Linked DNA regions of Homo sapiens: region 1 is linked to region 2. Evidence: chromatin loops called from intact Hi-C (ENCODE). Cell type or tissue: mammary epithelial cell. All regions are shown on one strand. Each heading gives the region's core, and the rest is flanking DNA. Links, peaks and the distances in the headings are about the cores only.

What was found. Peaks named below come from ENCODE experiments on the same cell type or tissue, not always from the same donor. Only the 100,000 strongest peaks of a DNase experiment are listed, where the experiment ranks them.
Region 1: it touches region 2 in a loop (4-fold over the local background); 3 of 110 quality-filtered maps call a loop at or near these places.

What each region holds. Positions count from the first base shown.
Region 1 is chr2:62,651,824-62,667,631 of GRCh38, reverse strand. No RefSeq gene overlaps it. Among named protein-coding and RNA genes, the nearest start is that of EHBP1, 46 kb to the left of the region's middle. RefSeq lists enhancers at 5,000-5,049, 7,330-7,439, 7,490-7,589. In mammary epithelial cell, for the core only: no CTCF peak of the experiment used is centred there; a DNase peak (open chromatin) is centred at 6,531; H3K27ac peaks cover 1,689 bases.
Region 2 is chr2:62,598,411-62,614,218 of GRCh38, reverse strand. No RefSeq gene overlaps it. Among named protein-coding and RNA genes, the nearest start is that of EHBP1, 99 kb to the left of the region's middle. In mammary epithelial cell, for the core only: no CTCF peak of the experiment used is centred there; a DNase peak (open chromatin) is centred at 9,688; H3K27ac peaks cover 782 bases.

The DNA.
Region 1 (15,808 bases), core at 5,423-7,922, 57 kb before region 2:
CTACAGGTGCCCACCACCATGCCCAGCTAATATTTTTTGTGTGTTTTTAGTAGAGATGGGGTTTCACCTTCTTAGCCTGGATGGTCTCGATCTCCTGACCTCGTGATCCACCCCCTACTCGGCCTCCCACAGTGCTGGGATTACAGGCGTGAGCCACCACGCCTGGCCCACAAATAACTTTTAGTGTGTAGGCAAATCCCTAAATATGAAATCCATGAATAATAGGAATCTATTGTAGCTTCAACACCTACCACGTGGCTTTGAGCTAGGTGCTTTACAAATACATATCTTGCCAAGTTTACCAACTTTTCATTCTTCAATGAGTGAGATGACATAGAGTTAATATGGTGAGCATATCCTTAAATGCATAGGCTATCACCATTGAAAAAAATAGGACTTTCTAGTAAGATTAGTGTCACACAATATTTATTTATTTATTTATTGAGATGGAGTCTGGCTCTGTCGCCCAGGCTGGAGTGCAATGGCACAATCTCAGCTCACTGCAACCTCCGCCTCCTGGGTTCAAGCGATTCTTGTGCCTCAGCCTCCTGAATAGTTAGATTACAGGTGCCTGCAGCCATGTCCATCTAATTTTTGTATTTTTAGTAGAGACAGGGTTTTGCCATGTTGGCCAGTCTCGTCTTGATCTCCTGACCTCAGGTGATTTGCCCGCCTTGGCCTCCCAAAGTACTAGTGCTGGGATTACAGGGGTGAGCCACTGCACCCGGCCTCATACAATATTTATATTAAGCTTATGCATGCATTAGTGGGGTTGAAACTTGTAATAGGCTAGGCTTCTGCTCCTTTGGGAAAGTTCTGAGCTCTTGTAGAAAACTAAGAACACATTGCACACTCAGCAACAGAGCTATTGACTGATTATGCTTAAAGACCCTCAGATTGTGTACTAAGGTCTGAAGAGAATCTTCCTTATAGGAAAACATGCTTGGCAGTTAAGAGCACAATCACCCAGCTTCTGAATATTCCCAGGCAGCATCACTGGAGCCCAAAACAGTCAAGTAAACAAATTCAAAGAGACAAATATGTCTTTAAGGACACTGACTCGTTGAATGGGAAGCCAAATTGTCAGCAAGTTTTAGACAAATAGACTAAATGTTTTTGTCCCCTCAAAATTCATATGTTAAATCCTAATGCCCAGTGTGATGGCATTTAGAGATAAGGCCTTTGGGAGGTTATTAGGTCATGACACTGGAGCTGTCATAAATGAGATTAGCGCTCTTATAACAGAGGCTCCAGAGAGCACCCTCACCACCTTCTGCTATGTAAGAACACAACAAAGCTGTCTATGAACCAGACACTGAATCTGGTGGTGCCTTGATCTTGGGCTTCCTAGCCTCCAGAGCTGTGAAAAATACAATTTCATTGTTTATAAGCCACCCAATCAATAGTATTCTCTTATAGCAGCCTGAACGGACTAAGACACCAACCAAATACCTGCAAAATGAGGATCTTGTCCAATTATCTATGTGCACACAGTCTTCCTATCTGCAGCTTGCTTTCCATTCAGGTCAGTCTGGACTCTGTTCCAAATTATGTGGTGCGCATTCCTTCTCCTCATCTTTATTCTTGCCAGAATGCCATCCTCTTCTTCAGCCAAATTATCTTTGACTAGCAAGACTCAATTCAGTCCCACATCTTCCATTAACCTCTCCTGGATCTCCTCCGCCACCCATAACTTCCTTGGATCATCCAAAATCTGGCTCACTTGTCACTTCATCTGTAAAAGGGAAGTAATAACACATGCCTCTCAGGACTTTTGTGGGACAGCGTGTGAATGTGCATACCTCAGGGCCTGGCACAAAGTGGATGCTCAATGTTAGTGATATGGATTTAGAATTATGTTTTTCATTTTGGTTCATAGGCATTAACCTTTTATTTCCCCTTCATAGGCAAATGTTATGAAGAAAACGTACATTGTGAAAGACAAGGCAATAGCAAGAAAAAGCATGCATGGGGCAGTGATTTCCAAATTTTGAATTTTATAGGCCAGTGCAAGAATTTTGGAAACTGACATCAGGTTGCTTAATACTTCCTTTTTGCCCAAAATCTTCCTAGTAACTCTTTAGACTTATATCATTTTGTTAACAAAAATAAATAAATTGTAAAAGCAAAAAGGTAGGAAGGACACAGTATCAGAAGTTTATATTCTGAAAATGAATACATTCAGTATCAGGAAAAACTCACCTTACTCTTCCACTTATCTGTTTTTTCATTCATTAGCCAAATATTTATTAAGTGATAGGCACCAGAAATTTTTCTAGGTGGTAAACATGACAGGGAAGGTCCCTGTATTCAGGGAGCTTGCTTTCTTTCTTTCTTTCTTTCTTTCTTTCTTTCTTTCTTTCTTTCTTTCTTTCTTTCTTTCTCTCTCTCTCTCTCTCTCTCTCTCTCTCTCTCTCTCTCTCTCTCTCTCTCTCTCTTTCTTTCTTTCTTTCTTTCTTTTGTATCAGAAAACAGGTCATGGAAACCTCATAACCAACCAGTGTCAACCCAGTCACTGGCCCATGCACAGGCATCTGGAAGCTATGGCATGACTACTTAGACACTGATAAGAAGGTCCAGTCCCTGCTTCTAAGCTCTGAAGGAGGAAGCAGGAAGCTGTCACAACATGCAGAGACTGTGAGTGTAGAGGCAGATGAGCAAAAGCAGCAACCCTGCCCAAGCATCTTCTCCCTCGGGCCAGTGAGCGTGTGCTGGGCTGAGGACAAGCCCTCAGGCCATTACTCTTTGTGAGTACAACCCCTATCTATATAAATAGAAAATTATCATTTTTCTAGAAGTTATCATTTTTCACCATGAAGGACAACAACATATAATTTAGTCCAAAGAATCCCAAAATACAGGGCACAAGTGATGTGAAACAGTTGTCAAAGTGTGGAGATAAGTCTTAAGAAAAGACAGAGGGGAATGAGATAGTCTCAGCCTGACTATATTGGGAGTTCCTCAGTTTGTTTCTCACCAGGATTCCAAAGAAAATAGCTGGATGTTGTGAAATATGAGCTTTCAAAAGTGCTATAGAAAACTTTTAGCACTGTTCAAAGCTGGGAGCACTCAGCCAATAAAAATAAGATACTTGCTCTTATTCTGAAATCCCAAATTAAACAAACTAAGGTCAGAGTAACAACTGTGTTTCACTCTAGCATGCCTCAGTGAGAAACTGGAGGAGACAGCCCTGGGACTGAAAAGCCCCCTGTACCACCTTGAACTGTTAGATTCAATAAGATGACATTGTATTTATATTGTGCTTTCTTTCTAAAAGTCACAATCAAGGGAATGTAGCACCTAACATAAACCATCAGAACTTGTCACAATACCTTCCATATGTAATATACTGAGAGTCTCACATGACAGTCTCCAGTATCCTAGCCTAAGATTTGTAAAATGGAACAAAAACACATTCTCTATTCCAGAGAAACTCTTCAGAGCTCAAATATGTGTTTAGGAGAGAGAGAGAGAGAGAGAGAGAGAGAAGAGAGAAAGAGAGAAAGAGAGACAGAGAGAGAGAGAGAGAGAGAGAGAAGAGAGAAGAGAGAGAGATGTAAAAACCCAATGACATTTTCCAGGGCCTCAGTTTCTAGAACTTTTTCTTGCAGCATTGCACTGCAGAGGAAGAAGGAGGCAAAGTTTGTGAGTGTCAGCTTCCTGAACACTTTGACAATAAGAGCAAAAAGAAAATGATCAAGAAACTATAAGCAGAAGGTTCCTCCTCATCACAGCATTTCAGGAATAAAAAGAAAAAGATTTACTAAAATTAGCCACAGTGTTAAACCCTAAAGCAGAAAGCTTTAAATAAGGCAAATGGTCTAAATGCAGAGCTTCAGGCAACTTTATCAACTTCATGTTATACATCATAGCTAGCAAATTAATTATTCCCAGATGTTGGGATGAAGAATGCTGCTGAATTGTTTTGCTTCTCCAACTTTTCAGTATAAACACACACTCACAGGGTTACATTCCCTTTTTTGGCTCCCAACATGCAAGTAATTATACACTGTGCAGGATAATGTTGGATGAGCTCTCAAATGAATACCAAGCAAGTTCTGGGTTCTGTCAGCCTTTTGGATACCATGTCCACAAGCATTTTTTTCTGACAGTCTTTAGTAACAACTTGTAAACAAACTGTTTCTAGTTAAAAAAAATATTCAACAGCAGTACAACCTCATTTATAAATTATTCCAAACTCCTTTAGAGCTGGAGAGGGATAAATTCACCTTAAATATAGTGCAGCTCCTTTTTGCATCAAGAACAGTTTTTCTACAATCCTTGTGAGCAGGGCTCATAATTCATAATAGTTTTTATATTTTTACATTCCTTATGTTTTGCCAACATGTAAACAAAGAGAAGAAAAAAGCAGGTTATGAATCAAGTGTGAATTGAGAATGTGTTTAGGATTAAACACAGATTCTATGACCATGGCCAGAATGAAGAGAGTAAAGGGTCATATTTTCTAATCCAGCTCCAAAGTTTCATAGGACAAATTTCTGCTGTCAGGTGAGTCATGGAGGGATTTTTTAGGGGGCTACCTGAGGCCTTCACACTTCTTGGAATAAACAAACCTGATGAATTTGTCCTGGGTCGTCATATAATGAGGCACAGGTGTGTGTGTAAAATATAGAAGTGGGGGAGATAAAGACAACACAGGGAAAAACTTAGAAATGGTTAAAGAAAAAAAACACATTTTTTGCAGAAGGGAGAAGTTCTGTAGTTCTGCCAACTGCAACACAAATGACAGGAAAAGTTCAAGGAAAGTTGATATCTAAAAAGAAATAAATAAAAGGAAATTCAATGAGAAACAATATTCAGGTCAGGTCAAAGCCTAGAGAAAAATGCGCATTCAGAAGTGGGCTGCCATCCTGCTTTTTCTGAAGTGAACAGCTGCTGGGTATTGAAACCAGCCCTCACGGTTGGGTCCCTGCCACCATGGCAACACTCTGGTTTCTGAGCTGGAGTGGCCAAGGCACAATGGGGTGGTTCCATGGCCCAGAAGCACTCTAGCTACAGATTAGGTAGGTTGTGTGTGTGTTTTTTCCTTTGTGTATATTTGGGGGACTTTGATTCCTGGGTTTGTGTTCGGCTATTGGAAACTTTTCTAACCTATCATAAGCCCTGACCTAAGCAGCAAATTTTCATGCAAATAGCAGCATGGAAAGGAAGAACTGAGGTGTTCAACAGGCAAATAATGTATTTCCAGTCTCTTTTAAATGATTTCTTACAAATCTCTAGCAGGTTCTGGGCATTTGTAACTGGTCCCTTGCATTGTACCTTTAGGATGTTTTTTAAAATAGTGCTTAGCTTGCTTTTTATATTTTTAGTTTATAATAACACATGATCCTAAAAGGAAAAGCTATCATAATCTTGTAAACTGAAAAAGTTAGCGAATAAAGACTTTGATATTAAAAATATAGCCTATAGCTTATATATTATATATGCAGAGCTCCAATAATTAGCACATTCAACTGTTGAATTCACCATCACGGTTTCATTAGTATTGCAAGCTAAAAATTTTATCTACTAGTTAAGTATAAAGAAAATTCCAAAATAATAACCTCATAATGTAGCATAGTAAGTGATAGCATAGACTTTAGAGCCAAACTGCTTGAGTTCCAATCCTGGCATTTATTAGCTGTGTAATTTTGGGCAAGTTACTTAAACTGTCTATGACTTTATTTCCCCTCTATAGAATGATGACAAGAGTAATACCTTCCTAGTGAAGATGACTGTGAGTATTAAGTGAATTTATATTTGTAAAGTGCTTAAAATAGTGTTTGGTTAGTATCATGTAAGTGCTTAAAAATAAATAAGTAAATACATAAATAATTTAAAATTATTTTTTAAATAATTTAAACCTTTTTTGATAGTGGGAAATGCCACCTTTGGAATTCAGGACAGCACAGTATATTTCTATATCTATATTCCCACTCAGAAAATGTTAAACTTCTTATTTACATCTAAGACTTGTAACTCACTTGGAGTCATGCAAGGCTCCTTGAATTGATAAAGCAGCTTGTTTGTGAATTTAGCCAATTTGTAAGTGAGCAAGGGGGAGGGCTTTGAGAAATATATACTAGATCTTCTGATTCATTTAGATCCTTCAAATGCTTAAGTGTTCATTACAAGCACAAGGCACAGTGCTTGCTAAACTGAGCAAGCACAAGATGCCACCCCATGCTGAGATACCCATCGCTGTACTCTCCTAGCAGTAGCCAAGCAGTCTCAGCCTCCGAGGGATGGAAAGCCCAGCACTTTTTCACCTCCGTAACAGGTTGGGTTGTATCATTTCTAGCATGGCTTGTTCAAGGGCTTTCCATTTCATCCTAGATTTCCACTGGTACTGAAGAGCCCACTCATGTGCTCAGATGCACAATTTTCATGGTATCCATTCATATTAGGCCATGCCATTTCTTACAAAGTGTGGAAATGCATTATCTTCTGTTGTGGGGCTGCCTGAAACTGGCTCTGCTACACAATCCTGTTCTTCTGTTTACACGTCACTAGTTGAGTATGTGAAGACATTTTGTGGTTAGGTGTCAATGGTTGCAAAATGCTTTCACAAATCTTGTTAGGATATTTGGGTGCATTCCAAACAAATATGCTATTCCACTACCCAGAGGATCTATAACTTTTTGGAATCCAGTCTAGCTGGAGCTAAGAGGTTAACATTTTAGCCATTGTTTTCAAATTGAGTCACATATGTTCAGTTCTAAGAACAAGGATTAGAAGTCATTCTGGGACCTCAAAGAAAATCAACATCTATCTCAGTTTGCAAAATGGCAAAATTCTATTTGTATGTAATGAGGGTGTTTCCCCCTTTACAATTATTCAAAATGGGGTCACGTAAGCAAGGAAAAGTGAGTACATCTAAGCATAGGGCTGAGTGCTGAAAGGACAAAGACTGAAATTAGTAGGTCACCTCAGAGTTTAACATATATCCTGTTTTCTAAGAAAACAAATGTACTATCAGATCCAGTAAAACTTTCTGTGGAAAATATTTTGGAAGCCAGAAGCAAAATTAGAGAAAGGCAGTATTCCATAGTTAAAGGAAACAGAAGCTGCCACCTAGAAGAAACTCAGACCCACTGAAGCTATAATGGTTTGAGAAGACACAGAATTGAGCAAATTGACTTTACTGTTCCAGGAGGTTTAAATAGAAATCTTTAAAAAGCTGTCTCCTTTTTCTACATTTTACTCCAAGGATTGAAAAGGCCTTAAACAAGAATGTTGGCTCTAGTATTTAGCTATACTTAAAGCAGACGGGAAATTAGGAAGTGTACCTGGGCTTCAGTTTCACTTTGGACACTTGTCAATGTCTGAAAGGTTACTTTCCCTTTTTGAGATATTAATAACCATGGTGGTGGCAGCAGCAGCTATTAGCAGTAATAGCAGTAGAATTAGTGATAGAAGCAGAAGCAGCAGTGGTAGCAGCAATGATACAAAGAGCCGTGGTAGTAGCAGCAGTAGTACTAGTAGCAATAGCAGTAGTAGCAGTAGAAGTAGTAATAGCAGCAGGAGCAGCAGCAGCAGCAGCAATAGTAGCAAAGCAGCGATAGTTGTAGCCATAGTAGCAGCAATAGCAGCAGTTTCCATTTATTGAGCAGTCTATCCTCAGACACTTGAATAGGAACTATATAAAGACTGTTTCATTTAAACCCATGATGACCTTTCAGAGTAGGTATTAATACCCACATTTAACTACCGAGGAAGCAGGACCAGAGAGGTTGTGTAATTTGTTCACTTAGTTGGAAAGTGGAAAATCTGGATTTTGAATCTGGATTGATTGGATTACAGAGCCTTGCACTGCTTTTGGGAAACAGATGTGGTATCAAGCAGGGTTTCTCAGACATGAATGTACTTATAGGAATCATGTAGAGACCTTATAAAAATGGAGATTCTGATGCAATTGGTCTGGTGGGATGCCCAAGACCCTGCATTTCTCACAAGCTCCTAGGTGGTGCTACCGGTCCAAGCACACTTTGACCAGCAAAGGGATAGTGGAAAGAAAGTATGCTTTCCAGTCACAATCTGTGACCTCAGTTTACTCATCTATAGAAGAAAGGGGTGTAATAAGATAATTTTAAAGGTACATTCCAGGCCTAAAATCCCAGTATGCAGGGTGTAATAAGGTATTAAGAAACCAGATCACACAGGAATGACTGTTAGCCGCATGAATTTTTAAACTGGTTTCAGTTGAGATGCTGGCTGTGATTTATGTATCTTCCTGAAGCATCACTGACAGGTGGGGATCAGCCACCCTCACTCAAATTACATTATTGTTAAGCTTTAGGCTGAACTAAAATCTTACTGAAAGAGTTCAAAGCACTTCTTTCCATAAGCATCTTTAAAGATTATGAATGTAAAAATAGTTTCTTATGAGAAGCTTAGATGGCAGGATTTTTCTTTTTAATAACAGAGATGAGAAGTCTCCAAAACCATAATGGTAGCACAATCCATAAAAATATGTTAATGCCTCATTTTAAAGTCTCACAGAAATTGAGGTTTTCTGAGTTAACAAAATAGACTTCATCACAGATGGTCTGAATGATAAAAGGAACCAGTACACTAGTGTAGCAAGACTAAAAACACCGCTCTTAGCTGAGCACGCTGAAAGCCTTTAAGGAAATCTTTCTACAAATAGCATTGTTAAGTGTTGAAGTAAAAATGGTGTTGATTGGCAAGGGCACTTCAAATGCTTTAGGCAAAGCTCAGGGCCATAGGTGTACAATTTTACAAGAAATTATTTCCAATTAAAATAATATTAAGACACATTTTCTCATCATCTTATGCCTAACACAAGACATTGACACCAAAGAAAGTAGTTTTTGCTCTCTTCCAAGAGCTACAGTCCAGATCACTAAGAGAGATGCCATGAGTTTCTTTTTTTTTTTTTTTTTTTTTTTTTTTTTAACTCAAACAAGGGCAGGGGTTGGAGTAGAGCATAGTCGAGAGTCTATGAGTCTCTGAAAAAGGATTTCCTAATGGTGAGGAGTGTTAGAAACCGGAATTGGAATCCTTTGATAGGGCTTTAGAAATCACATAAAAATACACATCCACTCAGAATGGCCTAAATATATTTGTCTGAAGCAATCTAGTCAGGAAATATTTGCTGTCACAATATGCTTTTTATGGTCTGCAAGGGTGGCCCATATTTATTTAGCCAACTCTCAATTATCTATGGAGTGATAGTCAAACTTTTTGAGACATGGAGCTACTTTTTTATAAATAATTTCTTATGAAGAACCCCAAAATGTGAAATAGATTAAAAACAGAGCTACTCCATTTAAACTTTGGGAAGAAGATTCCCCTTAGACTCCACTGTAGACAACATTGGTTGCGTTCCAGCCATTAACTGCTGCTTAACACACCACCCCAGAACTTAGCGGCTAAAAGCAACACTTTATTATCTCTCTTGGTCCTGTTGGTTGACTAGGCCTAGCCAGGAAGTTCCTGCTTGGGGTCTTTCATGCAGTAACAGTCATGATGCCATCTGAAGGCTTTGTTGGGCTGGATGTCCAAGATGGCCTCTTCATTCCCTTGTCCAGCACTTCAGGTATCCTTGGATTCTTTCTGTCTCCATGTGGCATCTCATCCTCCAGGGCCTTTTAGTGTGGTTTGTGATTCTCACAGCATGGTGATCTCTGGGTAGTCACATTTCTTACACAGCAGCTGTCTTCTAAGAGACAGGAATTGAAACTGCCAGGCCAATTCATGGCTATGCACAGAACCTGTACACCACAACTTCCATTGTATTCTGTTGTCAAAGAAAGCATGGGGCCTTCCAGGTTCAAGGGGGTGGAGAAATAGCCACCTCTTGATGGAAGGTAGCAGTGCCACATTACAGAAGAACATGTGGGATGGGAGATATTGTTGCAGCCATGCTTGGAAAATGCCATCTGCCACAGTTGAAAAGCACTATGGTAATAAGGATCTGAAATAGTGTGGAGAATCAAAATTTACAAACAATCATAGGGTCTTCTTAAAAATCCCGTCCTTATTAGAGATTTTAATTATAATCATGTACAAAATTAAAAGTAGTGTTTGGTTTTATTTATTTTCTCTATTAGCAGAGATATTAATGTTATATCCTATTGGGCAAAATGTTATGAGCTGCTATTTATTGGGGGAAGGGAGGCAATGTGAAAAAGGGAAATAGGGACATCAACGGTGTTGAAAGACAGTCAGTCCTCCTACTCCCTATTTTCTATATCAGAGAACACAACTGGTACAGACACAATGTGACCCCAGAACATTCAGGTTAGAGAGACAGATAGAAAGAAAGCTGCTGCAACATGTAACCATTCCTGCCAATCAATAAAGCAGGCAGCTGGCATTTTGCAGAGCATTTTGAAAGAAAGCAAAGCCTTCTGTAGAAAGCAACCAGCAAAAACTTAAAGACTGCACTTTGAAGAACCCATAAACAAAACCTATAAACCTGCCATTGGAACTAAAGTCCTGGGCTGGGCACAGTGGCTCATCCCTGTAATCCCCACACTTTGGGAGGCTGAGGCAGGAGGATCCCTTCAGGCCAAGAGTTCGAGACCAGCCTGGGCAATACAGCAAGACCCTGTCTCTTTTTATAAAAGAGAAAAAATAAAAAGAAGTGAAGGCCTCAAAAAGAGAAGTGGAATACTAGCACAGAGAGCTGGGACAAGAGGATTTCTAAAACCTACAAGAACAAGAACAGTTCTTAGGCCATACTAATTAGGGGCTTTCTCTAGTTCCTTAGTAAGGAAAGGACAAAGACTGCGGAATACACAATAAATAATATATTAAATACAAAACACCCTTTACTACATTTAACTGTATATGAGAAAATATGTAAGTATTAAACTCTCATTTCGGAAAGAAGACTTAGTTGTTCTCAACAAATCCATTGGTTGTCTTCATAAATTCCAAAATTAAAAGACTCTAAAATTTCATAGGTACCTGAGCTGAATGCACACTCACTATTATGGTCAAGATTCTTGTGCCCAGAATGGACAAAATCCTTCAGAATTCTTCCTTCCCAAGTTTTATTTATGTCTGGATGTGCCACATGTTACATTACCATATCCATGAGGATGATGGAAAAAGAGTCCAGAATAGTCTGAGACTTAGTTTTGGCTCTATGAATTACCCTCTGTAGCTCCAGCTGGAAGAACTAGTTTGAACACATCTGGAGGCCAAGTATGGATTAGAGAAGCAGGTTTAATATTTTTTCTTACCAAGGGAAATTAGCTACTGGAAATTGCTCAAATTATTACTGTCACAATCTTCTGCTACCAGGGTAAGATTTTCAGAGAATTGTTCTCAAGGAGATGAAGTCTGATCAGTCTTGATGAGATTACTTTGTACGGATGGCCTTATTCTAAGATTTTAAAAACAACTGTGGGCATGAAATATCATGGATGATTGTAGATTTGTGTGTATGGGGAACAGGAAGGTTGGTGGGGAGGGAATCAGTTGTCAGAGTGAAGAAGAAGAAGGAAGGAAGGAAGAAGGAAGAAGGAAGAAGGGAAAAATAATCTCTATGAGTCCTTTTTTTTTTTAAGTTTCTTGTTTGTAGAAGTTTTATACATAAAACTTATTTTTTGGATCTGATACTGCTCTTCTACGACCACAGTTTATTGCTACATGGTTCTTTGTGATCAGTCAGTCTTCTGCTCCCTCTCCAGTCTCATTTTTCTCATGAAACTCCACATCACCAAGCCACGCTGAAGGTATATGGAATGACATTCATGTTTTTGAATATGCCATACTCTTTCACAACTCTGTGTCTTTGCGCCTTGAATACCTTTTCTTTCTTTGGCCATCAAGCAAACATCAACTCTACTAATAAGATTACTTAAAAGTAATCTACTTTTAAGAGTTGACTCAAATATTACCTCCACTATGAAGCCTTTCTTTACCTTGAAACTTATCCCTACCCCTTACCAGGGACAATTGACCAATCCCTCCTTTGTAATTCCTTTTATTTTTAGCATATTTCTATAGTGATACTGCCACATTTAATTGCTTTTTTTTTTTTTTTAAGAGATGAGATCTTGTTCTGTCACCCAGGCTAGAGTGCTGGAGTCCAGTGGTACAATCATAGCTCCACCACCACACCTAGCTAATTTTTAAAAATTTTCTAGAGATGAGGTTTCAATACGTTGCCCACGCTTGTCTCAAACTCCTGGTCTCAACTGACTCTCCCACAGCAGCCTCCGGGAGTGTTGGGATTATAGGCGTGAGCCACTGCACTCACCTACCTGGCACTTCTTTTTATTTAAGTGTCTGCTTCCCCCTACCAAGTAGCAAGCATCCTCAGAGCAGCTCCATGGATTCTTTTAAAGATCTGGGACTTCAGCTTTTCATTCAATTTTGTAATAGTTCTCAGCTTCTTCCAATAAATTCCACTTTTGTGCTCAAGTTAGCTGAAGTCACTTTCTATTATACATAACCACAGAACCCTAACTGTTACAGTAATTTCCTGAAACTGAACCAATTGTTTGAATGGAAGGGACTCAGGAAGCTCAGAGCACAAAAAAAGGAGACCCTAAGAGTAAGAAATTGGCAAAGTTTGTCCAGCACTTTTCAGAGGAGAGTGTGCTCAGCTTCTGGGAACTCACTCAGTCTGGTAACTGAAGAAGTCTCTTGTGGGTCAAGGATAATTCTACATACCTCATCATGGCCTGGACGATATTCTTAAGATCATTCTCCACTTTTTTCTCTGACTCCGTGTTTCCCACCCAAACTTACAATCATAAATTCAATTCTCCGGGTATTATGAGATCAGGAAAGAAGCAGCTTTAGTAATTGGAAAGAAGTATCCTCCATTTTAAGTGAATAACATCTGTAAGTGAATAACATTATACAGCAACTTCTTGAAAGTTTCGACAGCAGCTCAAGTCAGTTGTCTCAGTCTGAAAAGAGTCAGAGCCCTAGCAATGGTGAGTTTCTCAGTCTGCAAGACTGGCCTGAGGTGACCTCACCAAGGTGGTGCCACCCTTTGGGGTTTACCAGGAATGCCACAGTTTGTCCAGATTATACTATTCTTCCATGCCATGCCTCATTTCACCACAATACTCATAAAACCTTAGCGGTGAATAAGTCTTCAAGGTCCACATTCCTTGCTATATGAGGGTTAGACAGTAAGTTAAACTGAATTCCAATCATTGCCTAAAATTAGGAAGTTGAGCGAGCAAGGTTTAGTTTTACCTTCATATGATAAAAGGTTTTAAGAAAATTGATGATGTAAGGCAGTTCTCTCCTTCTCTGTTTTTTTTTTTTCTGTGACAATACAAGAACAGTGTTGGCATGAGCAACACAGACCCATGTGCATTTCCTGACTCCATCTCTGTAACCCACCCCTGCCTTTTCTCTTAAGAAGCACATGGAAATGCAAACGTGTGACTGTGATATTATTGTGATAACCTTAAATGTTCTCGGATTTATTGTTAAAAGTGAATCACTTGCGAACTTTGATACTTCTACTATGATTGGTATGAAGTTGCTTGCAACATATCGGTGTGTCCTGTTGAGACCTGCAGATGTAAATATTGAAGGAAGAATGTTTGAGCTAATTATTACCTAAGTTGTTTATAAGAATTTTCTGGTGTTTGTGGAATTAACCTACCAATTTCACTCTTTCTTGTCAGTTTCAGTAGGAGGAACAGAAACCCAATCTGCTATTACTGAGAACTTGAATTGGAGTCCATACTGGAAACCAATAAATCACTTCCATTATCAAGAACTTGTTCATTTGTCTTGGTCCCTCCTCGTAGATTTGGGCTGACCTTTCTAATCAAGTTAAATAAACAATGTTTTGCTGAATACTAAAAGACTGGAGAAAGCCCAAGTCAATTGACAGTGATGCCCTTTTCATTCTAAGATTATTGATTTAGATTCCTCAACTCCACAGAACTCCATCCCTGGCTGCAGGTTGAATACTATGGATGCCAGGGAATGCCTTACTTAGGCCACCTGGGGACTTATTTAGTACTTGACTTATAATTTTTAAATTATTATCATTATACTTTAAGTTTTAGGATGCATGTGCACAATGTGCAGGTTTGTTACATATGTATACATGTGCCATGTTGGTGTGCTGCACCCATTAACTCATCATTTAGCATTAGGTAAACCTCCTAATGCTATCCCTCCCCGCTCCCCCCACCCCACAACAGTCCCCAGTGTGTAATGTTCCCCTTCCTGTGTCCATGTGTTCTCATTGTTCAATTACCACCCATGAGTGAGAACATGCGGTGTTTGGTTTTTTGTCCTTGCGATAGTTTGCTGACAATGATGGTTTCCAGCTTCATCCATGTCCCTTCAAAGGACATGAACTCATCCTTTTTTATGGCCACATAGTATCCCATGGTATTTATGTGCCACATTTTCTTAATCCAGTCTATCATTGTTGGACATTTGGCTTGGTTCCAAGTCTTTGCTATTGTGAATAGTGCCACAATAAACATACGTGTGCATGTGTCTTTATAGTAGCATGATTTATAATCCTTTGGGTATATACCCAGTAATGGGATGGCTGGGTCAAATGGTATTTCTAGTTCTAGATCCCTGAGGAATGGCCACACTGACTTCCACAATGGTTGAACTAGTTTACAGTCCCACCAATGGTGTAAAAGTGTTCCTATTTCTCCACATCCTCTCCAGCACCTGTTGTTTCCTGACTTTTTAATGATCGCCATTCTAACTGGTGTGAGATGGTAGCTCATTGTGGTTTTGATTTGCATTTCTCTGATGGCCAGTGATGGTGAGCATTTTTTCATGTGTTTTTTGGCTGCATAAATGTCTTCTTTTGAGAAGTGTCTGTTCATATCCTTCACTCACTTTTTGATGGGGTTGTTTGTTTTTTTCTTGTAAATTTGTTTGAGTTGATTGTAGATTCTGGATATTAGCCCTTTGTCAGATGAGTAGGTTGCAAAAATTTTCTCCCATTCTGTAGGTTGCCTATTCACTCTCATGGTGGTTTCTTTTGCTGTGCAGAAGCTCTTTAATTTAATTAGATCCCATTTGTCAATTTTGGCTTTTGTTGCCATTGCTTTCAGTGTTTTAGACATGAAGGCCTTGTCCATACCTATGTCCTGAATGGTATTGCCTAGGTTTTCTTCTAGGGTTTTTATGGTTTTAGGTCAAACGTTTAAGTCTTTAATCCATCTTGAATTAATTTTTGTATAAGGTGTAAGGAAGGGATCCAGTTTCAGCTTTCTACATATGGCTAGCCAGTTTTCCAAGCACCATTTATTAAATAGGGAATTGTTTCCCCATTGCTTGTTTTTCTCAGGTTTGTCAAAGATCAGATAGTTGTAGATATGCAGCATTATTTCTGAGGGCTCTGTTCTGTTCCATTGATCTATATCTCTGTTTTGGTACCATTACCATGCTGTTTTGGTTAATGTAGCCTTATAGTATAGTTTGAAGTCAGGTAGCGTGACGCCTCCAGCTTTGTTCTTTTGGCTTAGGATTGACTTGGTGATGCAGGCTCTTTTCTGGTTCCATATGAACTTTAAAGTAGTTTTTTCCAATTCTGTGAGGAAAGTCATTGGTAGCTTGATGGGGATGGCATTGAATCAATAAATTACCTTGGGCTGTATGGCCATTTTCACGATATTGATTCTTCCTATTCATGAGCATGGAATGTTCTTCCATTTGTTTGTATCCTCTTTTATTTCCTTGAGCAGTGGTTTCTAGTTCTCCTTGAAGAGGTCCTTCATATCCCTTGTAAGTTGGATTCCTAGGTATTTTATTCTCTTTGAAGCAATTGTGAATGGGAGTTCACTCATGATTTGGCTCTCTGTTTGTCTGTTATTGGTGT
Region 2 (15,808 bases), core at 8,617-11,116:
ATGAACATATACAAAGGAATATAACAGACTAGGTCAATTGTACAAAATATATTTTATGGGAATTTGCCATTTAAAGCTGAGCAGAACTGAAATAAACTGTGACTCCCCCATATCTTAAACAAGGAATTTTGAACCCTAACTTTGTTTATGGATTTGTGTGAACTGCAAAAAAAGTTACAAAATGTAGGGATTTAATTGGTACCAGAGCCAAAGCTGTATATTTTCTAGAACAAAACAACAGTGGAGACTTCAGATATGATGCACATTCTGTTTTGGATCTGGGCCCACCCACACAAATGGACAACACCACAGACATCAGTGCCTTTCCTGGAGTTCATCCACCTTTTCACTCCAAGAAAGTTACTTCTCATTCTCAGCTTACCTGTTTCCTCAGCCATCCTTGATTTCACCCTGTCTTGGTTCCCAACCATTCATCTCTTCTTCTGAATCAATGTTCATGTTTTCTTTTCTGTGACCTCTTCCAGGATAACACTTCTGGTATTTTTTTCCCTCCAGCCAGCTGGACCTGCCCTCAGCTACCTCATCTCTCTCTGTGACCTAATGACAGAAAAGCACATGATTCTCTTCACCTGACTTCATATATGGGTCCATGGTAGAGTTCTCTTACTTAAGCATGAAACTCTTGAAGAGAGCATAAACTTTGTTTAAGAAACCAGTATAACCCAGCACTACCTTATGAATAATTACAGTACAAACATCATTTGCTGCTTAAACTATATCGTTTTTTGACCAGTTTTAAACATTTAAAAGTTGTGATGTGACATATTCCAATGGAAAATTGCAATTTCCAAATCTCTACTCTTGAATCATTGGTTAATAAATGTTCCTGATCTGGTTTGCTTAGTTGACTTTGAAATATATCAGTCTGTGGTCCAGAATTTAAAACTTTCAAATTAGAAGAATGCATAGAGATCAATCATCTTATCCAAGGGTATCTGAGCTTCTCACTAGCTATAAGAAAGTGCTGGGATTACAGCTATAAGAAAAAGGAGGAAAAGGAGGAGGACGAGGAGAAAGAGAAGGAAGAAGAGAATAAAGAAGAGTTTTGACCAGTAATATAAACATAGTTCTAAATCCGAATAACAATTTATTCTTCCAAAGTACACAGGTATAAGCCTACAGATCTAGTCTAAAATTACAAGTATATTTGGTTTCAATTTGGATTCCAGATTAACATCAAGCTTTTTTTTTTTTTTTTTGAGATGGAGTTTCACTCTTGTCGCCCAGGCTGGAACGCAGTGGCAGGATCTCAGCTCACTGCAACCTCCGCTGCCCAGGTTCAGGAGATACTCCTACCTCAACCTCCGTAGTAGCTAGGATTACAGGCACACACCACTACACCTGGCTAATTTTTGTATTTTTGGTAGAGACATGATTTCATCACGTTGTCCAAGCTAGTCTCGAACTCCTGACCTCAGGTGATCCGCCTGCCTCAGCCTCCCAAAGTGCTGGGATTACAGGCATGAGCCACCGTGCCTGGCCACTTTTTTCCTTTTATTTCAGTAGTTTTTTTTAAAAAAAGATATACTTTTTTACAATCAGATAAATCCAAATGTTAGCCAGAATTGGTCCCATAGCCATAAAATTTAGTATAATACTCGGATTCATATGCTTGCCTCTAAAATTTCAGAGATTTGGTATTGCTGTTAGTTTAATGAGTTTCTCTTAAAATTGAGCAACTTGGCTAGAGAAAACTTATTAATTTAGAGTTTATAATATAAGCGCAATTGAAGAAACTCATAGTATGAATCATGTCATCAAAATTTGTAAATCTCTTTTGAAGTTGTGACTTTATTTCTACTACAGTCATATGATACTTCAAAATCTGTGATTCCATGAAGCCAAGAGTAGCTCTTCAACAGGAAATGAATGAGTGCTTCAGGTAAATGCTGTAAAATCCACATGGTCAGTTTAAGTCTCAATATCTGTACTTCCTTGAACAAATAAATGATGTATTTCTTTTTCCTTTCTCAGCTTCTGATCCCATTAGTAAGAAAATACAGTCTTATGAGCAATGATGGAGCTGCATCTCTTAGGGGCATTTGATTCCCAAGAGACCAAAGAGCAAAGAGAATGTCAATTTAAAAAAATCAAATGTTTCCATGACTTAGCTATTTAACTGCTTTAAAATGAATGAATGCTGCTTCAAGTTCTTTCAAATACCCCACATCTTGGCAACAACGAAAGGAATTAACATGAAGAAAATTTACAATCTTTCATCACATCGAACAATGTCCCACATTTGAAAAGTTCACAGCACAGATTTCTGGTTACTGAAAGAAAGGAAAGACCTTCTTTGGATTTGAATAAACAGATGGACTTTCTTCTCCTTTTTCTTATAGTGCCCGATTTGTGTAAAGGGAGGTGGGAAGAAAACATCTTAGCTTAAAAGAGTGTCCTATAAAATAAAAGGTTTCATACTTGCCTATAGCTAATCTCTGAAGGTGGTTACAAAAGAGGATTTCTGAAACATTTTATATGCAATGGCCCAGACATTTGCATAAGTGGTCAAACTTTCAAGATGACAACTTAAAAATATAATACTCCTTTTGGACAAGCTTGTTTTTAAAATAGCAGCATCATTAACTTTGGCAAATCCAATTCTTAAATATCCTTTAAAATAGTTGATAAAAGAAAGAAGGTATCAGAACTATATAATGGTTGCACTGCATTTTTTAAAACCTCTTATTTTGAAATAATTTTAGAATCACAGAAAGTTGCAAATATAGTATAAGGAGTCCCATGTGCCCTACATGATGACATCTTATAAAGGGATAGTATAATATCAAAACCAAGAAATTGACATTGGCACATTACTGTTATTTTTTTATTATACTTTAAGTTTTAGAGTACGTGTGCACAACGTGCAGGTTTCTTACATATGCATACATGTGCCATGCTGGTGTGCTGCACCCATTAACTCGTCATTTAATATTAGGTATATCTCCTAATGCTATCCCTCCCCCCTCCCCCCACCCCACAACAGGCCCCAGTGTGTGATGTTCCCCTTCCTGTGTCCATGTGTTCTCATTGTTCAATTCCCACCTATGAGTGAGAACATGCGGTGTTTGGTTTTTTTGTCCTTGCGATAGTTTGCTGAGAATGATGGTTTCCAGCTTCATCCATGTCCCTACAAAGGACATGAACTCATCATTTTTTATGGCTGCATAGTATTCCATGGGGTATATGTGCCACATTTTCTTAATCCAGTCTATCATTGTTGGACATTTGGCTTGGTTCCAAGTCTTTGCTATTGTGAATAGTGCCACAATAAACATACATGTGCATGTGTCTTTATAGCAGCATGATTTATAATGCTTTGGGTATATACCCAGTAATGGGACGGCTGGGTCAAATGGTATTTCTAGTTCTAGATCCCTGAGGAATCGCCACACTGAATTCCACAATGGTTGAACGAGTTTACAGTCCCACCAACAGTGTAAAAGTGTTCCTATTTCTCCACATCTTTTCCAGCACCTGTTGTTTCCTGACTTTTTAATGATTGCCATTCTAACTGGTGTGAGATGGTATCTCATTGTGGTTTTGATTTGCATTTCTCTGATGGCCAGTGATGATGAGCATATTTTCATGTGTCTGCTGGCTGCATAAATGTCTTCTCTTGAGAAGTGTCTGTTCATATCCTTCGCCCACTTTTTGATGGGGTTGTTTGTTTTTTTCTTGTAAATTTGTTTGAGTTCATTGTAGATTCTGGATATTAGCCCTTTGTCAGATGAGTAGATTGCAAAAATTTTCTCCCATTCTGTAGGTTGCCTGTTCACTCTGATGGTAGCTTCTTTTGCTGTGCAGAAGCTCTTTAGTTTAATTAGATCCCATTTGTCAATTTTGGCTTTTGTTGCCATTGCTTTCAGTGTTTTAGACATGAAGTCCTTGCCCATGCCTATGTCCTGAATGGTATTGCCTAGGTTTTCTTCTAGGGTTTTTATGTTTTCAGGTCTAACATTTAAGTCTTTAATCCATCTTGAATTAATTTTTGTACAAGGTGTAAGGAAGGGATCCAGTTTCAGCTTTCTACATATGGCTAGCCAGTTTTCCCAGCAACATTTATTAAACAGGGAATCCTTTCCCCATTGCTTGTTTTTCTCAGGTTTGTCAAAGATCAGATAGTTGTAGATACACAGCATTATTTCTGAGGGCTCTGTTCTGTTCCATTGATCTATATCTCTGTTTTGGTACCAGTACCATGCTGTTTTGGTTACTGTAGCCTTGTAGTATAGTTTGAAGTCAGGTAGCGTGATGCCTCTAGCTTTGTTCTTTTGGCTTAGGATTGACTTTACAATGTGGGCTCTTGTTTGGTTCCATAAGAACTTTAAAGTAGTCTTTTCCAATTCTGTGAAGAAAGTCATTGGTAGCTTCATGGGGATGGCATTCAATCTATAAATTACCTTGGGCAGTATGGCCATTTTCATGATATTGATTCTTCCCACCCATGAGCATGGAATGTTTTTCCATTTGTTTGTATCCTCTTTTACTTTACTGAGCAGTGGTTTGTAGTTCTCCTTGAAGAGGTCCTTCATGTCCCTTGTAAGCTGTATTCCTAGGTATTTTATTCTCTTTGGAGCAATTGTGAATGGGAGTTCACTCATGATTTGGCTTTCTGTCTGTTATTGGTGTATAAGAATGCTTTGATTTTTGCATATTGATTTTGTATCCTGAGACGTTGCTGAAGTCGCCTATCAGCTTAAGGAGATTTTGGGCTGAGACGATGGGGTTTTCTAGATATACAATCATGTCATCTGCAAACAGGGACAATTTGACTTCCTCTTTTCCTAATTCAATGCCCTTTATTTCCTTCTCCTGCCTGATTGCCCTGGCCAGAACTTCCAACACTATGTTGAATAGGAGTGGTGAGAGAGGGCATCCCTGTCTTGTGCCAGTTTTCAAAGGGAATGCTTCCAGTTTTTGCCCATTCAGTATGATATTGGTTGTGGGTTTGTCATAGATAGCTCTTATTATTTTGAGATACGTCCCATCAATACCTAATTTATTGAGAGTTTTTAGTATGAAGTGTTGCTGAATTTTGTCAAAGGTCTTTTCTGCATCTATTGAGATAATCATGCGGTTTTTGTCTTTGGTTCTGTTTACATGCTGCACTACGTTTATTGATTTGCATATGTTGAACCAGCCTTGCATCCCAGGGATGAAGCCCACTTGATCATGGTGGATAAGCTTTTTGATGTGCTACTGGATTCAGTTTGCCAGTATTTTACTGAGGATTTTTGCATCGATGTTCATCAGGGATATTGGTCTAAAATTCTCTTTTTTTGTTGTGTCTCTGCCAGGCTTTGGTATCAGGATGATGCTGGCCTCATAAAATGAGTTAGGGAGGAATCCCTCCTTTTCTATTGATTGGAATAGTTTCAGAAGGAATGGTACCAGCTCCTCCTTCTACCTCTGGTAGAAATCGGCTGTGAATCCATCTGGTCCTGGACTTTTTTTGGTTGGTAAGCTATTAATTATTGCCTCAATTTCAGAGCCTGTTATTGGTCTATTCAGAGATTCAACTTCTTCCTGGTTTAGTTTTGGGAGAGTGTATGTGTCGAGGAATTTATCCATTTCTTGTAGATTTTCTAGTTTATTTGCGTAGAGGTGTTTATAGTATTCTCTGATGGTAGTTTGTATTTCTGTGGAATCAGTGGTAATATCTCCTTTATCATTTTTTATTGCATCTATTTGATTCTTCTCTCTTTTCTTCTTTATTGGTCTTGCTAGCAGTCTATCAATTTTGATGATCCTTTCAAAAAACCAGCTCCTGGATTCATTGGATTTTTGAAGGGCTTTTTGTGTCTCTATCTCCTTCAGTTCTGCTCTGATCTTTGTTATTTCTTGCCTTCTGCTAGCTTTTGAATGTGTTTGCTCTTGCTTCTCTAGTTCTTCTAATTGTGATGTTAGGGTGTCAATTTTAGATCTTTCCTGCTTTCTCTTGTGGGCATTTAGTGCTATAAATTTCCCTCTACACACTGCTTTGAATGTGTCCCAGAGATTCTGGTATGTTGTGTCTTTGTTCTCGTTGGTTTCAAAGAACATCTTTATTTCTGCCTTCATTTCGTTATGTATCCAGTAGTCATTCAGGAGCAGGTTGTTCAGTTTCCATGTAGTTGAGCGGTTTTGAGTGAGATTCTTAATCCTGAGTTCTAGTTTGATTGCACTGTGGTCTGAGAGATAGTTTGCTATAATTTCTGTTCTTTTACATTTGCTGAGAAGTGCTTTACTTCCAACTATGTGGTCAATTTTGGAATAAGTGCGGTGTGGTGCTGAGAAGAATGTATATTCTGTTGATTTGGGATGGAGAGTTCTGTAGATGTCTATTAGGTCCGCTTGGTGCAGAGCTGAGTTCAATTCCTGGGTATCCTTGTTGACTTTCTGTCTCATTGATCTGTCTAATGTTGACAGTGGGGTGTTAAAGTCTCCCATTATTATTGGGTGGCAGTCTAAGTCTCTTTCTAGGTCTCTAAGGACTTGCTTTATGAATCTGGATGCTCCTGCATTGGGTGCATGTATATTTAGGTTAGCTCTTCTTGTTGAATTGATCCCTTTACCATTATGTAATGACCTTCTTTGTCTCTTTTGATCATTGTTGGTTTAAAGTCTGTTTTATCAGAGACTAGGATTGCAACCCCTGCCATTTTTTGTTTTCCATTTGCTTGGTAGATCTTCCTGCATCCCTTTATTTTGAGCCTATCTGTGTCTCTGCACGTGAGATGGGTTTCCTGAATACAGCACACTGATGGTTCTTGATTCTTTATCCAATTTGCCAGTCTGTGTCTTTTAATTGGCACCTTTAGCCCATTTACATTTAAGGTTAATATTGTTATGTGTGAATTTGATCCTGTCATTATGATGTTAGCTGGTTATGTTGCTCGTTAGTAGATGCAGTTTCTTCCTAGCATCGATGGTCTTTACGATTTGGCATGTTTTTGCAGTGGCTGGTACCGGTTGTTCCTTTCCATGTTCAGTGCTTCCTTCAGGAGCTCTTTTAGGGCAGTCCTGGTGGTGACAAAATCTCTCAACGTTTGCTTTTCTGTAAAGTATTTTATTTCTCCTTCACTTATGAAGCTTAGTTTGGCTGGATATGAAATTCTGGGTTGAAAATTCTTTCCTTTAAGAATGTTGAATATTGGCCCCCACTCTCTTCTGGCTTGTAGTTTCTGCCGAGGGATCCGCTGTTAGTCTGATGGGCTTCCCTTTGTGAGTAACCCGACCTTTGTCTCTAGCTGCCCTTAACACTTTTTCCTTCATTTCAACTTTGGTGAATCTGACAATTATGTGTCTTGGAGTTGCTCTTCTCAAGGAGTATCTTTGTGGCTTTCTCTGTTTTTCCTGAATTTGAATGTTGGCCTGCCTTGCTAGATTGGGGAAGTTCTCCTGGATAATATCCTGCAGAGTGTTTTCCAACTTGGTTCCATTCTCCCCGTCACTTTCAGGTACACCAATCAGATGTAGATTTGGCCTTTTCACATAGTCCCATATTTCTTGGAGGCTTTGTTCGTTTCTTTTTATTCTTTTTTCTCTAAACTTCTCCTCTCATTTTATTTCATTCATTTGATCTTCCATCACTGATACCCTTTCTTCCAGTTGATTGAATCAGCTACTGAGGCTTGTGCATTCGTCACATAGTTCTGGTGCCATGGTTTTCAGCTCCATCAGGTCCTTTAAGGACTTCTCTGCATTGGTTATTCTAGTTAGCCATTCATCTAATTTTTTTTTCAATGTTTTTAACTTCTTTGCTAGGGGTTCGAACTTCCTCCTTTAGCTCGGAGTAGTTTGATCGTCTGAAGCCTTCTTCTCTCAACTCGTCAAAGTCACTCTCCATCCAGCTTTGTTCCATTGCTGGTGAGGAGCTGCATTCCTTTGGAGGAGGAGATGCACTCTGATTTTTAGAGTTTCCAGTTTTTCTGCTCTGTTTTTTCCCCATCTTTGTGGTTTTATCTACCTTTGGTCTTTGATGATGGTGACGTACAGATGGGGTTTTGGTGTGGATGTCCTTTCTGTTTGTTAGTTTTCCTTCTAACAGACAGGACCCTCAGCTGCAGGTGTGTTGGAGTTTGCTGGAGGTCCACTCCAGACCCTGTTTGCCTGGGTATCAGCAGCGGAGGCTGCAGAACAGTGAATATTGCTGAACAGCAAATGTTGCTGCCTGATCATTCTTCTGGAAGCTTCGTCTCAGAGGGGTACCTGGCCGTGTGAGGTGTCAGTCTGCCCCTTCTGGGGGCTGCCTCCCAGATAGGCAACTCGGGGGTCAGGGACCCACTTGAGGAGGCAGTCTGTCTGTTCTCAGATCTCCAGCTGCATGCTGGGAGAACCACTACTCTCTTCAAAGCTGTCAGACAGGGACATTTAAGTCTGCAGAGGATTCTGCTCCCTTTTGTTTGGCTATTCCCTGCCCCCAGAGGTGGAGTCTACAGAGGCAGGCAGGCCTCCTTGAGCTGCGGTGGGCTCCACCCAGTTCGAGCTTCCTGGCAGCTTTGTTTACCTACTCAAGCCTCGGCAGTGGCGGGCGCCCCTCCCCCAGCCTTGCTGCCACCTTGCAGTGTGATCTCAGACTGCTGTGCTAGCAATGAGCGAGGCTCCGCGGGCGTGGGACCCTCTGAGCCAGGTGCGGGATATAATCTCCTGGTGTGCCGTTTGCTAAGACCATTGGAAAAGAGCAGTATTAGCGTGGGAGTGACCCGATTTTCCAGGTGCCATCTGTCACCCCTTTCTTTGACTAGGAAAGGGAATTCCCTGACCTCTTGAGCTTCCCAGGTGAAGCGATGCCTTGCCCTGCTTTGGCTCACGCTCGGTGCACTGCACCCACTGTCCTGCACCTACTTTTTGACACTCCCCAGTGAGATGAGCCCGGTACCTTAGTTGGAAATGCAGAAATCACCCATCTTCTGCGTTGCTCACGATGGGAGCTGTAGACTGGAGCTGTTCCTATTCGGCCATCTTGGCTCCACCCCAGGCACATTACTGTTAATGTACCCATCACAGTTGCTATGTTACTCAGTTGTCACCATTGTTTAACCTGCATTCATTTGCATGTACATGGGTGTGTGCATGTGTGCCTAATTCTATGCAATTTTATCCCCTATATAAATTTGTATAACCACCATTACAATCAAGATACAGCTGTTCAATCATTGCAAAAGAAATCTTTCATGCTATCTGCCTGTATTTGTACCCCCTACCTAACCTGTCTCCTTGTCACTTGGCAACTGCTAATCTGTTCTCAATCTCTAATTGCTTTTACTTCAAACACGTTATTTACATGGAGTCTTACTGCATGGAACCTTTTGAGATTGACTTTTTTCACTAAGCATAACACCTCTGAGGTTTATGCAGGTTGTTTCATGTATCAATAATTCATTCCTTTTGATTGCTGAGTGGTATTCCATGGTATGAATGTACCAGGGTTTGTTCAATCATTCAACCATTAAAGGGCATTTGGGTTATTCTGAGTATTTTGCTAGCACAAATAATGCTGTAGTAAACATCCACATTCAGATTTTTGTGTGAACATAAGTTTTCATTTTTCTGGAATACATGCCCAAGAGTGCTCAACTGCTGAGTCACATGTTTAGTTTTGTTAGAAAATGTCTCCTTTCCAGAGAGGCTGTACCATTTTACAATCTCACCTGCAATGTATGACCCATCTTCTCTGGATCCTTGCCAGTTTCCGTTATTATCACTATGTTTTCCCTTTATCCATTCCAAAATGTGTGTAGTGATGCCTTGTTGTGGTTTCAGTTTGCACTTCTCTAATGACTAATGATCTTGATCGTGTTGGGATGTGCTTATTTGCCTCTCCTACACTGTCTTCTGTGAAATTTTTCTCTATGCTTTTTGCTCATTTAAAAATTGAACTGTTTGGTTTTTACTGTTGAGTTTTGAGCTATTTATATATATTCTTGACGTAAAGCCTTTACTGAATATGTGGTTTGCAAATAATTTTCTCCCACCAATTCATTTGTATAAGACAAAAATCAGAACTAGGCCCTGAGATAAGAAGATATTTGATTTTGTAGATAGAGGATTATATTCAAGGCTATGTGACTTTGAGTTTAGCCATTATTTTAGCCCACATTCAGAAGCTCTTTGATACAGTGATGACCCAGTACGCTAAGCAGAATCAAAAGATGAAAAATCACCACTAGTTAGGATTAGTTCCTACATTTTAAAGACAAATGTCATCTCCATAACTTCAGATTACAAAGGAAAGCTCTTACTGCTGATGAAATGGGTAGTTCAAGAAAGCAGAAAATCTATTTTCAAGGCAGCAGAATGACAGATAACCTGATCTTTAAACCTTCTATCATTTGTATGTAATACTTATTGAGTATTTGCTATACGTTACTATAAAATCATCTGATTTAAGAGTCTATGATTTTTTCTAGTACACCTTGCTTACTCTAGAAATGGTGATTATACATTCTCAATTTGAGGGGGCAGTTTACATATCAAATATTCTAAATATTACCTGAAGAAACCATTAAAATATCCTCCAAATATTTGACCATCAAAATTATTTCTATTAGACTACCCCTTATCCTGGCAAAGATCCTTGGTTAGAATGTTCCAGATATGCCTCACTTCTCATATGCCCTTCCCTGCCCACACCCCCAGATGCTCTAATGGTCATGCTCTATATCACATGACTCTGTCCCCTGGCCACAGCTGATCAGATTAAAGGATAGGCACTTGAGCCGAGGCTGTTCAGTGACTCCAGACTTGGATGTACTAATTCAGAAGAAGATAGGCTGGGTCAATTACACTCCTTGTTCAGGAATTTGGAATTGAAAAAACTGAAGTGAGGTTAAATAACCATAAGAGCTGGACTGAAATGTCATGAAGCGGCCACTACAGGCCTTGTGCAAGCTGGAAACCAGGCTCTGGAAGATGGGGTCAGCAGGTGCACTGAGAGAAGCAGAAATGCCATGAGTCTGCTGATGAGGGTTGTGAGAGGGAGGCAGAGAGAATAATTTCTTGGTGCCCTGATGGTTTTCTGGCTCTGGTTATGATTCTAGTCCATACATAGCTTTAGAAGACACTCTGTTTTTAGGATCGCTTGAGCCCAGGAGTTTGAGGCTGCAGTGAGCTATGATCATGCCACTGTACTCCAACCTGGGTGACAGAGAGATACAGACTTTATCTCTCTTAAAAGAAGAAGAAGAAAGAAGGAGGAGGAGGAGGAAGAAAGAGGAAAAGGAGGAGGAGGACACTATGTCAAGTTCTCTACTTATGCATAGACCTGGTGGTCTTTTTTACTTGGAAGTGATAGTCAATAGCTATAGCAAAATTTGCATGGTATAATAAGGGCAGCATTCTTTCAAAAAGTTTTCAATTGATGTTAAATCTCCCCAGAGAGAGACAGGCACTTCCACATATGACTGGTGGGAGTATACACTGGTTCAACCCTCCTAAAGGGCAATTGAGTGAAATGGATATAGGATTGTCTCTTTAAAAATATATGCATAGTAGAAAATCTAGAAGTAAATATTAAAATACTAATAAGATAGCAGTTATCTCTAGATAATAAGATTATAAATTATTTAAATGTTATCCTTTTCTACCATGAGTATCTCTAACAATTTTTCTAAAAAGCAGATGTTTAAAATACAAAAACCAGCTACCAGTTATTGAGTTCTTACATGAGCTAGATGCTTTACATACGTTGTCTCATTTCATTTTTAAAATGATTCTATGAGGCAAATACTATTATTCTCACTTTACAAATGAGGAAGTTGAAGCTCCTAGATATAAAAAAAAGTCTTTCTAAACATAGTGACTAATAAATGGTACTAAAATGTAAACTCCATGAGATCAGGGATATTTTCTGTTTTGTGTATTGTTATATCCCCAGCATCTATAACTCACTACATTTTTTTTTTGAGACAAGGTCTCGCTCTGTCACCCAGGTCACTGCAACCTCAACCTCTCAAGCTCAAGAATCCTCCCGCCTTAGCCTACAAGTAGCTGTGACCATAGGTGCATTCCATCATGCCCAGCTAATTTTTAAAAATTTTTTTGTAGAGACAGAGCCTCATTATGTTGCCCGGGCTGGTCTCAAACTCCTGGCCTCAAGTGATTCTCCCATCTTGACCTCTCAAAGTGCTGGGATTACAGGTGTGACCACCACACCTGGCCACGAAATGCTTTTAAATGAATGACGGGCAGAACCAGGCTTTGTACCCCAGTATGCCTTACTCCAAAACCTCTACTCTAAGCCCTTGCTCTAAACCAACACTCCAAAGAAGCCCTTCTGCAATTTATGACCTTGATAAATGTGTTCCTTCACATTTTAATTTACTTCATTTAAAATAGGAAGAAATGACAATGGGAAATGTTTATAAAACATAATGATACTCTAGGAAATCTAAAGTCACATGATGTGTTACTGTGTTGCCCTAGTTAGTAAATTAATAGGTTAGTTTACACATAACCTTAACAAAGCTTTATATTATATAACATTTATATATTTTATTTAATATGGTGTTTGTAGTCATTGCTAGGGAAATTTGGATATTTGATCCATAGTTATAAATTCAATTCTGAATTTATTATGCCATCATATTTATGGAAAAAGTCAGCTTCTCATATAATGTTGACTTCCGGTAGCTTTTCTAGAAGCTAGCACATTAGAAGAATGAACATTCTTGATATTGTTATTCAAAATCATAATTTATTCCTTACTAGCTACATTGCCTTTTAAATCAGCATGAAATACTATTTTTGGAGGAAACCTGACATTCAAACTATAATTTTGTGACAGTTATAGCAATGTCAACCTGAGGTTTTAGAATAAGCCTTATGACAAATACATTTCCAGTTTCTAATTCAATTTTAATAATAGTACCACAATTACTAGATCTTAGCCAAAACACTAAGAAGGAAAATTTAGTCATAGCTATGAAATTTATGAAAGGCCAACTTTTCCATATAGCAATGTTTTATCCCAAACTTTGTGCTACTCTTCTTTCCTCACTGTTTCTGATTAGCTTAAGGCATGAGAGGAAGTATCTGAGATGATGTTATAGAGATTTGCCTTCTCAATATCGTGAAAATGGCCATACTGCCCAAATTTATAGATTCAGTGCTATTCCCATCAAACTACCATTGACATTCTTCAAAGAATTGGAAAAAACTATTTTAAATTTCACATGGAATCAAAGAAGACCCCGTACAGCCAAGACAATCCTAAGCAAAAAGAACAAAGCTGGAGGCATCATGCTACCTGACTTAAACTATACTACTAGGCTACAGTAACCAAAGCAGCATTGTACTGGTATCAAAACAGATATATAGACCAATGGAGCAGAACAGAGACCTCAGAAATAACACCGCACATCTACAACCATCTGATCTTTGACAAACCTGACAAAAACAAGCAATAGGGAAAGGCTCTCCTATTCAGTAAATGGTGCTGGGAAAACTGGCTAGCCATATGCAGAAAACTCAAAATGGACCCATTCCTTACACCTTATACAAAAATTAACTCAAGATGGATTAAAGATTTAAATGTAAAACCCAAAAGATAAAAACCCTGGAAGAAAGCCTAGCCAATACCATTCAGGACATAGGCATGGGCAAAGACTTCGTGACAAAAATGCCAAAAGCGATTGCAACAAAAGCCAAAATTGACAAATGGGATCTAATTAAACTAAAGAGCTTCTGCACAACAAAAGAAACTATCATCAGAGTGAACAGGCAAGCTACAGAATAGGAGAAAAATTTTGCAATCTATCCATCTGACAAAGGGCTAATATCTAGAATCTACAAGAACTTAAACAAATTTACAAGAGAAAAACAAACAACCCCAACAAAAAGTGGGCAAAGAATGTGAACAGACACTTCTCAAAAGAAGACATTTACACGTCCAACAAACATATGAAAAAAAGCTCAACATCACTGATCATCAGAGAAATGCAAATCAAAACCACAGTGAGATACCATCTCACGTCAGTCAGAATAGCAATTATTAAAAAGTCAGGAAACAACAGATGCTGGAGAGGATGTGGAGAAATAGGAACGCTTTTACACTGTTGGTGGGAATGTAAATTAGTTCAACCATTGTGGAAGACAGTATGGCCATTCCTCAAGGATCTAGAACAAGAAATACCATTTGACCCAGCCATCCCATTACTGGGTATATACCCAAAGGAATATAAGTCATTCTACTATAAAGACACATGGACGTGTATGTTTATTGCAGCACTACTTGCAATAGCAAAGACACGGAACCAACCCAAATGCCCATCAATGATAGACTAGATAAAGAAAATGTGGTACATATACACCATGGAATACTATGCAGCCATAAAAAGGAATGAGATCAAGTCCTTTGCAGGGACGTGCATGAAGCTGGAAGCCATCATCCTTAGCAAACTAAAACAGGAACAGAAAACCAAATACCACATGTTCTCACTCATAAGTGGGAGTTGAACAATGAGAACACATGGATACAGAGAGGGGAACAACACATACCAGGGCCTGTTGGGGCATGGTGGGGTGAGGGGAGGGAACTTAAAGGACGGGTCAATAGGTGTAGCAAGCCACCATGGCATACATATACCTATGTAACAAACCTGCACATTCTGCACATATATCCTGGTTTTTTTTTTTTAGAAGAAAAAAAATTATAATTTTTTTAAAAAGAAAAATAATTAGAGATGTGCCATCTAGCATCATTTCAATTTAATATTATTCTGGGAGTTCAAGCCAATGTAAGAAAAGAGATAATATAAACCCAAGAGAAATAAGTAATGGTAGAAACAAAAACCTTATTATTTGAAAACCATTATGTATCTAACAAAATGCCCAAGGAATCAGCTAACATTTTTAGGCTTAATAGAACAGTAAATAGCCAGATAAAATATAAAATATAGAAAAGTCATTAATATTCCTAAATATCAACAATTACAATCTAGAAAAACCTAATTTTAAAAAGGTATAATTTACAATAGCAATAAAATATGTAAAGAGAGAAGTAGACTTAATAATTGTTTGGCTATATAAACAAAATAATAAAACTTGTTGGGTCATAATACCCAGGAAGAATAAAATATTGCAAATATGTCAACTCAATGTTATTTAAAAAAATGAATTCAATCCCAAACAAAATCACAATGAGATTCTTTTTAGAATTTAGAAGAATGTTATAATATTCATCTAGGAAAATAAAGAGATGAAGATAAAAATATTCTAAAAAAGAGAAAGGAAAATGAGGAAGTGAAATAACAATATGTCACGGAAACAGAAGAGAAACCCCAGAAATAGACTGTTATACATAAGGATTAAATAAATGACAAAATACAACATAAAATAATGAAGATTTGAAAATACACATTTATGGGAGACATTCATTAGAACTTGGAATTAAATTATTTTAGATGGCCGGAGTGGTGGCTTACGCCTGTAATCCCAACACTTTGGGAAGCTGAGGCGGGCAGATCACTTGAGGTCAGGAGTTCAAGACCAGCCTGGCCCACATGGTGAAACCCCATCTCTACTAAAAATACAAAAATTAGCCAGGCCCGGTGATGCATACCTGTACTCCTAGCTACTCTGGAGGCTGAGGTGGGAGTATCGCTTAAACCCGGGAGGCAGAGGTTGCAGTGAGCTGAGATCGCACCACTGCACTCCAGCCTGGGTGACAGATCGAGGCTCCATCTCAAGAAAAAAAAAATTACTTTAAATCAAATACTTCATACCTTATCCCAAAATATATCTCAGATGTCTAAGGTAGTAAATATTCTTAAACTCATAAATGAGTAAGTAAAAAAAACAACAA